Regions from separate parts of the Homo sapiens genome. Here all the other regions are linked to region 3. Evidence: chromatin contacts called from ENCODE Hi-C data. All regions are on one chromosome and are shown on one strand. The core of a region is the stretch at or near the end of the contact, and the rest is flanking DNA. Distances in the headings are between cores, read along the strand shown. Region 1 holds the start of LRIG1 (leucine rich repeats and immunoglobulin like domains 1). Region 2 holds the start of SLC25A26 (solute carrier family 25 member 26). Region 3 overlaps ATXN7 (ataxin 7).

Region 1 (4,490 bases), core at 132-2,631, 2.5 Mb after region 3:
TCAGGAGACGGCTACACACACTATCAACTAATAAATAATGTAAACGAAAGACTGGACCCAACAGTCACCTTCATTCATTACCCACTGGAAGACCAAGGAGCTCAGACACCAAATAGTTGGATTACAGGAGAGGAAAAGGAAACGCACCCACATACCCCCACAGACTTCTTCACACTCTTCTCCAGACGTTTCCCACCCACCCACCCGCAAACACACTCAGCTCCAGACTCCCACTCACTCACCCCCAGATGGCCCGCACGACGCGTGCTGGCTAACCCCCAAATCTCTACGACCCACGCTCGCTCGTCTCCAGACCCCACGAGGCACGCTCTTCTTCTCCAGGCTCTCTCGCACGCCTACTCCCCCGGACCTCCACGCAGAATCTCCCTTCCGCCACTCCAACCTGACAGTCTTCCAACACGCACAAGCACGCACAACTCCACACACACAACCCAGTCCGCACCCCCTCCCTGAGTACGAACCCCCGCCGCTCCATCCCCAAGTGACAGAGCCCCGGGGCGCAGAGAGGGCGGAAAGGGCGGCACTCACAGGCTCCGCGTCCAGGAGGGCAGGTCCCCGGGCAACGCAGCCAGCCCGCGCCCACCGCAGTCCAGCGAGTCCCCAGCGCAAGTGCAGGCGGCCGCGCAGGGCGCCCGCGGGCCGGCCGCGGCGGTCACCGGCTCCAGCCGAAGCAAAAGCAGCCAGAGAAGGAGAAGGCAAGGCGAGCGGCGCGGGGCCCCGAGCCCTCCCCGGACCGGCCGCGCCATCTTGTCTGGAGCGCGCTGCGAACTCCGGGCGCGGGGACTGTGAGGACCCGAACGGCCGCAGACGCGGGCGGGCCCGCGGGGCGCTCCGCTCGGCTCTAGACTCCGCACCGGGGCATGGCCCCCGCCCCAAGTTCTCTCTGCGGCCGCGGCTCCGGCACTCAGCGTGCCCCCGGTGCCCGGGCCGCTCCGGAGCACCCGGCGGGGGCCGCAAACCCCGCGCCCATCCGGGCCGGCCGGCCCGCCCGCGCTAGCTGCGAACTCCGCCGATTCGGGCAAGGTGTACCCAGCCTGCGCTCTTCGTCCGCCCGGGGCACGCCGAGTGCCGCTACCGACACCGGCCGAGGGCAGTGCTGCCGCTGCGCCTGGAAGACAGGCGTTCAGCCCCGCAGCCCGAGCTCGGTGCCGGCAGGCATCTTCCTCTGGGCTCGGAGCGCAAAGCCGTAGACCTCGGGCTGGACGGCGCGGCCGGCCCCGCGCTGGGAGGCCCCAGTGCGCCTCGCTGTCCCCACGCCGCGGCCAGAGAGCGCGCGCGCGCGCGCAGCCTCGGGTTCCGCACGGCTCCTCCGCGCAGCAAGAGTCCCGCCGACCTCGCAGCCGAACAATCAGCCGCTTGCTGTTCGCCTCCCCGCGGCCCAGCCCCGGCCGGTCCCCCAAGCCCCGCCCCCGGCCGCTCGCCCGCACACACCCCCTAGGCTCCGCGCTCCGCGGCCGCCTGCTGGCCCACGTTGGATGCTTTGCAACAGCGCCCCGCCACGCCTCCCCGCCTGCTGCTCATTGGCTGCCGGAGTCCACCGTGGCCAGCCTCGAGGGCCATTGGAGCGCTCGCTGTGATCCCGCCCCTCCCGCTTCACCGGCTACCCCGCCCCCACACTCTTTTCCCACCCAAGGTGTGAAGGGCGGGAGACTGGGAGGAGAAAGGGAGGGACGGCCCCCGCCTCTTAAAGGAGACACGCAGGTTGTTGTTGGAGAACGGGAACGCGGGCTGGGGAAAGGAGGCGTGAAGATACGCCCTCTGCGTCAAGAAGGGGAGAGAAAGTTAAGAGGGTAAAACGCCCCCGTTTTGGGGCTGTCTGGCCCCAAGGCTTTTTACGTCCTCCTCAGGCTGCAAGCAGGACTGCAGATTAGAAGCAAACCCGCGTCCGTTTTCCAGGTTCCTTCCAAAAGCGAAGACACAGGTTTAAAACTTAACACATTTCTTCCTGACTGGGACATCCTTGGTTATTTCATTAGGCGTGGTCCCCTTCCTCCTCGAGCAGCCTGGAGCATCTGCTCCTGACTTGTTCTTCACGTCCTAAATCCAGCAATATGTCCTTGATTACTAAAATGAATGTGTGCTGCAGAAACCTAGTCTCAAAGGTGCACCCTCGGCCAGGAGTGGTGGCTCACGCCTGTAATCCCAGCAGTTTGGCAGGCCAAGGCGGGCGGATCACCTGAGGTCAGGAATTCGAGACCAGCCTGGCCAACATGGTAAAACCCCGTCTGTACTAAAAATGAAAAATAAAAAAATTAGCCAGGTGTGGTGGTGCACACCTGTAATACCAGCTACGGGAGGCTGGGACAGGAGAGCTGCTTGAACCCCGGAGGCGGAGGCTGCAATGAGCAGAGACTTGTCACTGAATTGTCACTGAATTCCAGCCTGGGTGACAGAGCGAAACTCCGTCTCAAAAAAAAAAAAAAGTGCACTCTCCTTCCCAGCTAGTGAGTTGAAGGGTACTTCTAGAAATGCTGCAGCCTTTGATAAAGGGGTTGCTTTGTTGTTGTCATTGGGTTTTTGTTTTAATCAGAGTCTTTTTAAGATAATTTTCAAGAAGCCATTGTGTATTCGTAAGAGACAGAGTTAAAGGAGAAATAATAGTTAACAAAGCTTCTAACTTTTGCTCTTAAAGATCAGACCATAGTAGTAGTGTGTTACGATAGTACGTGGTAACATTAAGCAGACATACACACATTGAGAAAAAAAGAAAAAGATTACCACTGTAACATATAGCTGCCCTCTGGGCGTTTTGGTTTGCTAGTGTCTCATATCCCTTCCCAAGAGTATGCAAATTACTAACATAACTGCGCACATTGTCAGGAAGATTAAGCAGGTCAAGTCTGTTGAAAAACATTTGCTCCAGAACATTAAATCTGAGTTGTGTTTTATGGAAGTGGGGTGGGGTGGGAGGTAAAGAGGAGAAGTTGAACCTTAGGGAAAAAAGGCAAAAAAAAAAAAAAAATTAAAGGGTTTATTCCATTTTCGACACAATCTAAGAGGTTTGCTTTAATTGAGATGCACTAAATGTGTTAAACTTTCCCTCAGCCATAAGATCACCTCTTTTCTTTAGCCAAAATGTGATCTTCCTATCCCTTCCTCCCCTTTTTCCTTCTTCCCCTTCTGAATTCATTGCGCCTCATTTTTTTCTTGTTTAATTTTGCATGATCTCAGCAGTGATGCCCAAAGCAGTGCTCAAATATGTGGGTAAATCAATTCAAATCTAATTCCCAAGAAATATTATCAGAAAAATGCTGCACCTGACCCATCCCACCCAGAGCTTTAACCAGCTTTTATGTTTCATATGTAATCCAAATAAACATACACCTTCCATCTGGACGAGAAGAAATATGTCCTTTTGTTCTATCCCTTTTGGTAAATATAATAATAATAAGCAGTGGGAATGGAATTAAAAAGACCCTAAATTTATGAAGTCCTCTCAGTCAGTGTTTAAGTTTTACACAAAGAACACAAAACAGTAATTTGATGCAGAATACCCACAGCCGTTTCCTGAAATGAAACTGTCAGATCCTCCCTGTCCCCACCCCACAATAAAACAGCATATGCAGCAAAAAATGAATTGAACTGATTGAACTACTTGAGATGCTGACCTAAAATTATCTTTCAGGTTTGTCTCATTTCTAGTACTATAAAAGTGGGTAATTCTTGTAAAATGTTTTTTCAAATGTGTATGGGTGTACTTGTGAGATGCCTTTTTGGAATCTTAGTTTTCTGGAGGATAGAATTTAAGAATCTGCAAGGTGAGGGAGTGCCCACAAATCTAAAGCATCCCTTGTGGTCTGGTTACCATGCAGCCAGAGAAAAGGATTCCAAAGCCGGGGCACACTTGGGGGGACAGGGCGCCTAAGCCTTGGCAGTTCCTCTCGTCTACAGCAAAGCATGAAGTCATGTCTGCTCCCCATACCATGTATGGAAGTTTGCCCACATACTAGCAACCTGCTTGTGATTGCAATGAGAGTGTGAACTTGGAGAGCAGTGATATCCAGCTCAGGGGGGAATTCATCTGCAGCCACCACCTAAGATGAAGGAGATCTCAACAACAACAACAGCAAATGTCTAAGGGAATCTATGTCTCTGCTCATAAAAGTGCAAGTCTTGGTCCATTCAGCACAGAGCAACAGTTGATTTGGGTGCTGTAGGTCCTTATTTTCCTCACACTGCAACTTTGATCTTTCTAAATGCTTATTCCTTAAATGAGTCATCCGGGGATTTTAGATTTTCCAGTTCATTTTCATCTACCCCAGGGATAGCATGGAATCAAACCCCAGTGAGAATCTCTGCAGGTCTCTCTTGACTCCAGAAGCCCTAGCAGTTAATCATCCTAAGTTAATCATGCTTGAGAGAGGAACCCAAAATCTAAATAGCCTGAAATCTATTGGGGAGAGAAGCAAATAACAAAATAACAAGAAAGAAGGTTAACCATAGGAATTTTTTTTTTTAACACAACTTCC
Region 2 (4,601 bases), core at 130-2,629, 2.3 Mb after region 3:
TGTATAGTCTGTCTGTGTGTAGTCCGGCTAGTGGGAAGAGTGACAGGAGACACCAGCTGAGAGGTGTATACCATGCTAGGGAGCTGGACTGTCTCCATTGGCAGCAGAGGGGAGTTGTAAGCAGGGAAATAACATTACCATCACCTTTAGAGAGTACTTTCTATGAGCCAGGAACTAGGCTAAGAACTTGAGTGCATTATCTCATTTAATCTATTAATATAATAGTACCGCATGACAAAGTGACTATCATTATCGCCACTTTACAGGGGAGAAAACTTAATCTTGGAAAACTTATCCCCAAACCCAGCAGGTGATAGAATTTGAATTCCATCTAACACCTAAAGCTATTCTGCGTATCATTTCTAGATCATTTTACCTAGAAGAGAATAAGAATAATTATAAGAATAATTCTAGCAGTGTTATAGAATAGGGATTGAAGAAAGGCCAGGCAAGGAGCCTGCTCAGGTTATTATAACGGTTTTGAGGAAAGATGATGAGGGCATTAAGTATATTTTCAGTGCTTGCTCTGCTGTGTTCTCTGTAGCCACATTGAGTCGGTTACTTGTTGGAGCATCAGGAGCCTCTGTAAAATGAGGACACTAGTGTTGCTGACATCATAGGGTTGGTGAAAGGATTAAATGAAAAAATGTCTGTCAATCACTTAGCACCACGTCTGAGATGTAGTTGGCCCTTAATATATACAGAAGTTTACAAGGTATTTGTTTGTTTAATAAAGACAGGTCCACTCCAAGAAATGTTATTAAGTACTTAATAACGTGTGCTTTGAGGTGTACACATGAGTACAACAGCGAACAACATGAGCAGGTAAATAACTGAACAAACAAATAATTTTAAATGCAGTAACTCTGTAAAGAGAAATGGAGGATGCTAATTTTTAACTCCGGTCAGGAAACTTCTGATGTATTTTTCTATATCTTTATTTAATAATCTTCTGATAATGAGTTAATTTAATATAAACTCAGATAAAATTTTTTGACAAAACTAAGAGATAAACCAAAATGAAATATCCGATTAGGATCCCGAATCGCGCCTCCCGAGGTTAGTACTACCCCTCACGACTCCTCCCTCCGCCACAGCCACGCCTCTTCTGGGTTTACAGTTCAGAATCACGCCGGCCTCATTCTACCGCTGCTCTCTCCTGGATCTCGGCCACGGATCTTTTGCTCGCGAAAGTTCCTCCGTCTAGCTGCACACAACGCTGCTGCAGGAAACCGAGGTAAGGGATTTGCCGAGACTTAGCTCCACCACACTCCCCGAGGCCCCGCCCCTCCTCTCTGGCCCTCCCCTAGGCCCAGGTGTCTCGCGTTGCACGTGCAGTTGTTGTGGTTCTACGTCACGTGGTCCCGGAAGTTCAAGACAGACCCGCCTCAAACATGGCGGCGCCCAGCGCGCGAGGACGTGATCCGCTTCTGCTCCGGCTTGGATTGTAGCCTTGACGAGGTCTGAGCGACCATGGACCGGCCGGGGTTCGTGGCAGCGCTGGTGGTGAGTGCGGGGCGGTGGGGTGGGTTGCTCAGAGTGCCGGCGTCCGGCATTGGAGCCCGCGGGCGTTCTCTGCACTGGTTTTCTTCCGGTTTTGCGGGCTGGACTGTCCTCGGGTTACTGGCAGCCAGGTCTGAGAGGGAGCACGAGGCTCCCAGGCCACCGGCGGGCCAGGTGTTAAGGCTATGTCTGTACTGCCAGGTCATAAGAGCCAGGTGGGGGAAGGAAGGTGAGTCATTGTCTTTTGCACCCTCATTTACTTAAAAAAGAGCTTCTATTATACACTGTTAACTACTCTTTCATTAAATAGTGTAACTACTCTAGAGATCTTGGGAATTAAAGAAATGTATGTAACACAACAACAAAAACCTTACTCACATCGCTCCCAGCCCTTCTATTCAATACTACGTTTCTCATTTTGCTGCATCTCTTTTCAGTCTTAGAAAATGACATGTCCTTCTGTTCATTCAATACATAATCTGCTATTTCTGCTCCAAGCCTAGGCTTTGGAGAAATATTGGTGAGCACACATAGCTCATCGGGAACGCTGCGGAGTCAATAAACAGGCTTAGTATTTAATTCCGTAGCAGAAAACTACGAGAATCAACATGAATTAACAGAAAAAAAAGTCCTTTACCAAATATTTTGGAGCGTCTGGTAGAGGATACTAGATACAGCAGTTAACAAAACAGAGTTTGGCTGCCTACGTTTTCATTGTGTGGAATGGGCAGAGACAGACAAATAATTTTTAAAATGATTTTCATAGGGAAAATGGAGGCCCACAGTGATTTAGTCACTTAATTATCGAATTTTGGTGTTGCAGGTGTTGAGGATAACATGGTGAACAAGATAGACCTGCTCCTAAGGGTCAGGTGTTAGAGACAAAATAGTAAAATGACTGTTGGGATAAATAACAGGTGGGCTAGGTTCAGGGTGTTAGGGGAATATATGGAAGTAGGGATGTCTTAGCCAGACTTGTAGGATGATAGCTTTAAATCTAGATTTGTTGAAACTTGTATAAGGTAGGTCTTAGAAATATAAAGAAATAATGTTACTGATTTTTTTTTTTTTTTTTGAGAAGGAGTCTCACTCTTCGCCCAGGCTGGAGTGTGGTGGCGCCATCTCGGCTCACTGCAGGCTCCACCTCTCGGGTTCACGCCATTCTCCTGCCTCAGCCTCCCGAGTAGCTGGGACTGCAGGTGCCCGCCACTACGCCCAGCTAATTTTTTGGGTTTTTAGTGGAGACGGGGTTTCACCGTGTTAGCCAGGATGGTCTCGATCTCCTGACCTCGTGATCCCGCCCGCCTCGGCCTCCCAAAGTGCTGGGACTACAGGCGTGAGCCACGGCGCCTGGCCAATGTTACCGCTTTTAAGGAGCTTTCCTGTCTAGCTGGTGACACAGCAGCAGTAGTTTGTCAGCTAACATTCCTGTGCCAGGAACTGGGGTAAGCTCTTTACATACATTATCCCATTTAATTCTCACAATAATTGAACTCTTATCCTAATTTTCCAAATGAGGGAAGTGGGATACCAAGAGATTAGATAACTAGTTCAAAATCACACAAGTGAGATCCATTTCGTCTGTGTAAGTATTGGAGCTCATATTCCAACCCAGGTGATGTCACCTGGGAGTCGTGCCCTTATCTGCTTCTTGATACTCTCCGAAGTCAGCAAAGGTTGCAATTGCTAAAACACAGGTGAGTGCTGCAGTTAACAAAAGAATGGATTTAGTATATACTTAATTAAAGTATGATACACATGCAGTAAAGTATACTTTTTTCCCAATGTATTTATAGAGGGTAAAATTAGAATCAATAGGTGGAAGTTTCAAGAAACTAGATTTCATTCCAGGTAAAGGAAAAACATTTTATTTATGCATTCAGCACACAATTTTTCTTCCATCTATTCTGCCCACTGGGTATTGTGGTAGGCTTTGTAGATACAGTGGCAGATAACCCCATTTCAAGTAGGGAAGAAAGGCCAGCAGATAAAACAGTTGCAATGAATAAGTGCTATGAAAGAAATGAACTGAAGATGCGACAGAGTAGGCAAATATTGGTGAACCTCTTAGATGGAGTGACCAAGGAAAGCCACGAAGTGGTAACATTTCAGCTAAGACCTAAAAGATAGGAAGGGGCTTGAATTTTTGATGATCAGAGTGGGAGGTTCAGTCATGGGGAATGGCTCAAGTGGAAAGAGCTTAGAGTTTTCAAGTGGTGAGGCCTAATGGGTAAGGATAGCATGGCAGGGGTTGGTATGGGAGGGGTAGGCAAAGCCAGCTGAGGTGGGGCTTTATGGGCTAGGGAAAATAATTTGGATTTCATTTGTAGTGTAATGGAAGCCATTGAAATGTTTTATTATCAGAGTAGTACGGAAATGGAGTGGCTACTTTTTAATGTCTTGGAGTGCGTTTGAGACACAGTGAACACTCCTGAGGGAGTTTGGTTTTGCTTACTACTCTTTTACCAGTACCTGGCACTAGGTAAGCACTCAGTACTACTTTGAATGAAAAGCCTAGATGATTGCTGAAGTCTTGAAACTTGGATTTGAAGAATTAAATGAGGTAACATTAAACACACAGAGCAGAGCCTGGCAAGTAGCAGACATTGAAATGCTCCCTTCCTAAAGCTTCATGAAGAGGATTGAATAAGTGGAGAGCCTCTGGGATGTTAGTTATCATTTGGAGCACAGAGTGGGGTATCCAGAAACAAAATCCTCAAAGAGTACATTGATCAGTGCATACTTTTAGGAAAGCAACTGGAACTATGTATTAGCAACCTAAAGATATTTATATAAATAACATTTAACTCAGTGAAGACAGTAAGAAGCTGCTAAAACATGGGACAGAGGGGAAGAATTAGACAAACAATGGGAAACCCATTTCTTGGACTAGTCTGCAGCCATAAAAAATAGTGCTTGTGAAGAGAATGTACTATAATTACATGGAAAATGCTTATGAGATAAAATTAAGAGAAAAACATTGCATGTATGTATATTTGCTTGTACCTAATTAAAGCTATGTTAAAACCTATTCCATTCATGGGGAAAAAAAGCCAGATTGAAATACTCCAAAATAGCACTAAGTATTTTTGGTGGTA
Region 3 (4,707 bases), core at 1,130-3,629:
GTGGTACCTACTACCTGACTGGAATAATTCCTCTGATGTATGTACTAGTCCAAGTCCATAAAACAGACTGGTTTGGGAGGGGCCCAATAGCTAAATTTAGCTATTTCCCTCATCCCACATTTTGTATGTAGAAATCCCACTCTTGAGGTTTACTTCAAAGTAATTTTATACCTTTTCATCTTGTGCATTTGAATGTTAAAAAAGAAGAACAGATAATTATTTCCATTTAAAATAAAATACAAATAGCCCCTGATCACACAATATAGAGTTCTTGGTTTGTATTCTCTTCAGGTCACAAATAAACTTTGGAATGAAATTTGTTTCGTTGCCTCTTATGCTTGATATATTTATTAAAAAGGTCGTTAGAACTTCTGTTTTGTTTTTTTGAGACAGAGTCCCACTGTCTCGCTCAGGATGGAGTACAGTGGTGCAATCTCAGCTCACTGCAGCCTCCATCTCCCAGGTTCAAGTGATTCTCGTGCCTCAGCCTCCCGAGTAACTGGGACTACAGGCATGCACCACCACACCCAGCTAATTTGTGCATTTTTAGTAGAGACAGAATTTCGCCATGTTGGCCAGGCTGGTCTTGAACTCCTGACCTCAAGTCATCTGCCTGCCTCAGCCTCCCAAAGTGCTGGGATTATAGGCGTGAACCACCATGCCTGGCCTACAACTTCTAATACTGAAGATTTGTAGTGAGCTTTAGAGAGTTAAGATGTTATTTTGCCAAAGTGGCTAATAGGCCTTTTTCTGGGTGATTCAACTGTGGTCTGTTGTGCTACTTGAGTCTCAGTCTGCTTAGCCAAACAAATTAAGAGAGTGACAATAATCAAGATACACTTGTTTGATGTAATACCAGAATTTTGTATTTCTTTTTTTTTTTTTTTTTTCTTCTTCAAGACAGATTCTCACTCTCTTGCCCAGGCTAGAGTGCAGTGGCGTGATCTTGGCTCACTGTAACCCCCACCTCCCGGGCTCAAGCAATCCTTCCACCTCAGCCCTTCCAGTACCTGGGACTACAGGCACACGCCACCACACCTAGCTAATTTTTGTATTTTTTGTAGAGGCAGGGTTTCACCATGTTGCCCAGGCTGGTCTCAAACTCCTGGGCTGAAGCAATCCACCTGCCTCTGCCTCCTGAAGTGCTGGGATTACAGGTGTGAACCACCACACTCGGCCAGAATTTTGTATTTAATTTTTCTTAGCTACCTTCACAGTGCATTTTTGTAACACAAATTTTTTAGACCTGTTTCTTTATAGATTTTTTGATTGGCATATGAATATATGAAATATATACACCTATAACGTATTTTTATATAAATACACAAATGTAATCATCTCAACTATTTTCAGTGCAGCCTTTTTCTTATTTCATTGGCTCTTTCAACTTACCTGCCTTCTCTAACTGTAGCAGTCCATGCTACGCTATAAATCATACATGCTGCATTCTTAGTATGTAACTTAATATGCATCCTTGTATATTTTTCTCATGCTTCTAACTCTATCCAGGCACATAGAATCACGTATTTTATTAGTAGGGGCTTTTGGTGATAGTTTTACAAAAAAGTGGATCCTATTATGCACACTTCTGCTCCTTTTCTACTCAACAATACCTCATGTAAATCCATTCACAGCCCTGGATAACACTAATCCCCTCTTTTTAATGGTTGCATACTGCTCTAAAGTGTGGCTGTGCTGTAGCTTCCTCTGCCAGGCCCTCTATGGACATTCATTTTGTTTCTTGCTTTTTGTCTGTGTGAACCAAACAGCAGTACCCACTCTGGTACATACATACTTAATTACTGGTGGTTTAGTTTCTGTGGGATAGAGTCTCAGGAAGGGATTCCTGGGTCACAAAAGACTAGTTATTTGCAGTGTTAATAGCTGCTGCTGGATTGCTTTCCAAAAAGGCTGTAATGCTTTATATCTCTACCAGCCACTATGAGAGTTATCTCCAAAGGAGTAGGTGTTGTATTTATTTTTCTAAGCTTCCATTTAATTTTCTAAAGCCTCTTACAATGTTCCTTAGACACATAAACACACACACACACACACACACACACACACACACACGTATGATTAATTTTAATTTGAAATAAATTCCTCAAACAACCACAAGTCTAGTAATACTTAATAATATGAGACAAAGAGATCTTTCAAAACGAGTGATTATTTTAAAAAATATTTAAACAATTATAGGCAGTTTCTCGGGCGTCTATGGGAAGTTTCTATTCATTCTGTATGGAATTTAAGGAAGAAATCTCATTCTCTTATGCTAGGATTCCCCTGTGCAAAATGTGAGGCCTCCTAGAGGATCATAATTTTGAGTGTGATTAATTGCAAGGCCAAGGAAAAACTATGGCCAGTTTTGTTTCTGATCTCCCTATCCTCTTTGCAGTTGGTATGACTGGTCACCTTATAAAGGTGTTCATTGTGTGTTTCAAATAATGACTGGGCTGAGGTCACGCTGTGGTTAACTCAAAGCCTGTGTAAATCAGGCCATGAAGATATATTTTATTTGCCTGCCTTACACACATGAAGTGTGGCTGAGCCCTGGAGAGCCATCGACCAAAAGATCAGCTGGAGGAAGGCTGCTGCATGGTTTTAGCCCCCAAGGTGAATTATCCCCATTTAAATTTCATCTCCCACCTCTCCTAATCCAGTGTGAGTACCTAATGAGCTCTGGATAATAACATAGCAACATTTCTAGGTGAAGCTAATCTGATTCTGGATAGCAGGCTTCCAGGCCCACAGCCGAATGAATTGCTTGGTATTTCCAAGTTTGAAAATACTTTTTTCCCCTTTCAAGTGCTCCTTGGCAGCAGGTAAGGAATGTTAAAGCTCCTGTAAGTGCCAATTAAGGCCAATTATAACTCACCCGGCCTGCTGAGACAGTGAAGTGGAGTTAGTGGAGACTTGTATTCCTGTAAAATGGAGAACTGGCTTTCACCAATGATAGGAACACAGTATTTCATAACTGCCAACAGCTTGTTTATTGCCCTCCAGAGCACTGAATGACACCTCTGCTGGCTTCTCAAGGATTCAGTTTAGGAAATCCCAAGATTTGTAGGGGACTTGACTAATTTCTATAATAGAAACCTCAGTTTTTCTGTTTCTGTTTAACTCCTCTATCATCCATCCAGTTTCTCCTTGGTTGTAATCATAATAGCTAACATTTGCTGAACGTTTAACAAGTGCTGGGCGTTGCATTACCTGCATTATCTCAAATTTACTCCTCACCCCAGGCTTGTGGGAGGAGGCAGTATCAGTCCTTAGCTCTCCTGAGTCTCTTGCCCACGGCTGCACAACTAGAAGTGCTCAGACTGCAGGCTGGCTGCCCCCTGAACCCAAACCTTGAGTGTTCCTCCTAGCCTCCTGCAAGTTTGCCTGTTTGCTGCGAATAGGCTAATGCACAGTTCAGAACTCCCTTTGTGCACTAGAGTAAAATTGACATGTGTACACCATCCAAACCACAGCTGATACATATAATTTTCGGTCAGTGAGGCACGGATGTTATTCTATTAAGATGTTATTTTAGTCTGTAGTATTTTTTTAGTCTGTAGTCTTAATTTTTTTCTTAGGGAAAAAGAAATATGACCATGTCCCCAGACCTAGACAATTAACGTCTGAGCCATCATTGGGATATTTAATATCAAAATAAACTTTATTTGGATAGGATATCGAGAAACGGTTTGAAGAAAATTGTGATAATGCTTTACAAGCAGAACAAAGCAGTATTTGCTTAAACATTTTATTCAGGGCATTAAGGGGGCACATGTGAGTGTTTAAAATTTTAATCTGAGCTTTGTTCTCAATTTCTGTGTATGTGTACAAAATTAATATTTTCCTGGCATACACGACCATTCATCCCTTTTCTGATGTAGGTCTTAAAAATAAGTTAAAATTCGTTTTTCTCTTGTTTATTTGTGAACTTAAATATAGACGTTTGTTTGTAGCATTTAAGAACATTTGCTAAAATTCACCCTGGTTTTTTACAGGGTTGCAGAACGACTTGATTCTTAGAACTGTCTTGGATTGGCTGACTCTCATAACGATATTTTTCCCCACTGTATTTCGTACAATCACTGTGTACGAAAGGGAATATTAGAAAGGCAAGCATTTGTGCTAGGAAGGCCAGCAAGGACTCTGGTGTTCTGTCATACAAGTACAGTGATAGGGAAGTGAGATTTAGCTCCAGAAAGATCCTCCTACCCTGTTCTTTTCTGCTATTGATGGCATTAAGGAGATTCCTTGGCTACCCCTGCAGGGAGGGCAGGTGAAGTAGGGTGAACAATACTAAGACCTGTGGCAATCAGGTTTTACAGCCATGGAATTTTTTTTTTCTAGCTTAAGAAAAGCTTCAGTGAATTAACTTAAAATTCTTATTTTCGCTTATGAGCTTTTAAAAAGATTTGGGAGATGTATCCTCATCCTGTGCTTCTAAGGCTTGCTGATGGCTCTTCCCTTGCGTTCTTCTAGTGTCTTCTAAGGGCTTCCATAGTTTTGGATTGTATGAACGTTACTGTAAGGAATCTGGGGGAAAAAAAGTGGGTTTCAGAAAACCCCCTGGGTCTTAGTATTGTTGACATGGGTTGGGATCTGAATCCTTGTGAAAATAGGGCAGTGCAGCTACTGTTCTTCTGTTTTAGAGTCAATTTAGAATTTGGTCTAATAGAAGCCGTTTTCATGCCTCTCTCAGAACTCTTC

What was found. A loop is a pair of places that touch in the nucleus more often than their neighbours do. Pooled maps may share reads with other maps.
Region 1: a pooled map shows a loop between it and region 3 (2.0-fold over the local background). The contact joins the promoter of LRIG1 here to the enhancer-like site in region 3. A Hi-C loop is called at or near these places in 7 of 50 pooled maps.
Region 2: a map of CD8-positive, alpha-beta T cell shows a loop between it and region 3 (8-fold over the local background). The contact joins the promoter of SLC25A26 here to the enhancer-like site in region 3. A Hi-C loop is called at or near these places in 2 of 168 maps with a recorded cell type or tissue (CD8-positive, alpha-beta T cell and naive thymus-derived CD4-positive, alpha-beta T cell) and 7 of 50 pooled maps.

What each region holds. Positions count from the first base shown.
Region 1 is chr3:66,499,641-66,504,130 of GRCh38, forward strand. LRIG1 (leucine rich repeats and immunoglobulin like domains 1) reads right to left here and starts at 1,382. Exons shown (of 19, transcript NM_015541.3): 1 at 550-1,382. The coding sequence starts at 767. RefSeq lists enhancers at 478-978, 979-1,479 and silencers at 582-791, 812-891, 932-1,071, 1,092-1,751.
Region 2 is chr3:66,219,622-66,224,222 of GRCh38, forward strand. SLC25A26 (solute carrier family 25 member 26) reads left to right here and starts at 1,380. Exons shown (of 10, transcript NM_001379210.1): 1 at 1,380-1,506. The coding sequence starts at 1,474. RefSeq lists enhancers at 993-1,152, 1,323-1,382, 1,504-2,003.
Region 3 is chr3:63,962,037-63,966,743 of GRCh38, forward strand. The region is part of intron 5 of ATXN7 (ataxin 7); the gene reads left to right. Among named protein-coding and RNA genes, the nearest start is that of PSMD6-AS2, 40 kb to the right of the region's middle. RefSeq lists an enhancer at 2,504-3,008. Within about 2 kb of position 2,380, at least 2 of the 41 ENCODE cell types and tissues checked have a DNase peak (open chromatin) inside an H3K27ac peak, as active enhancers do.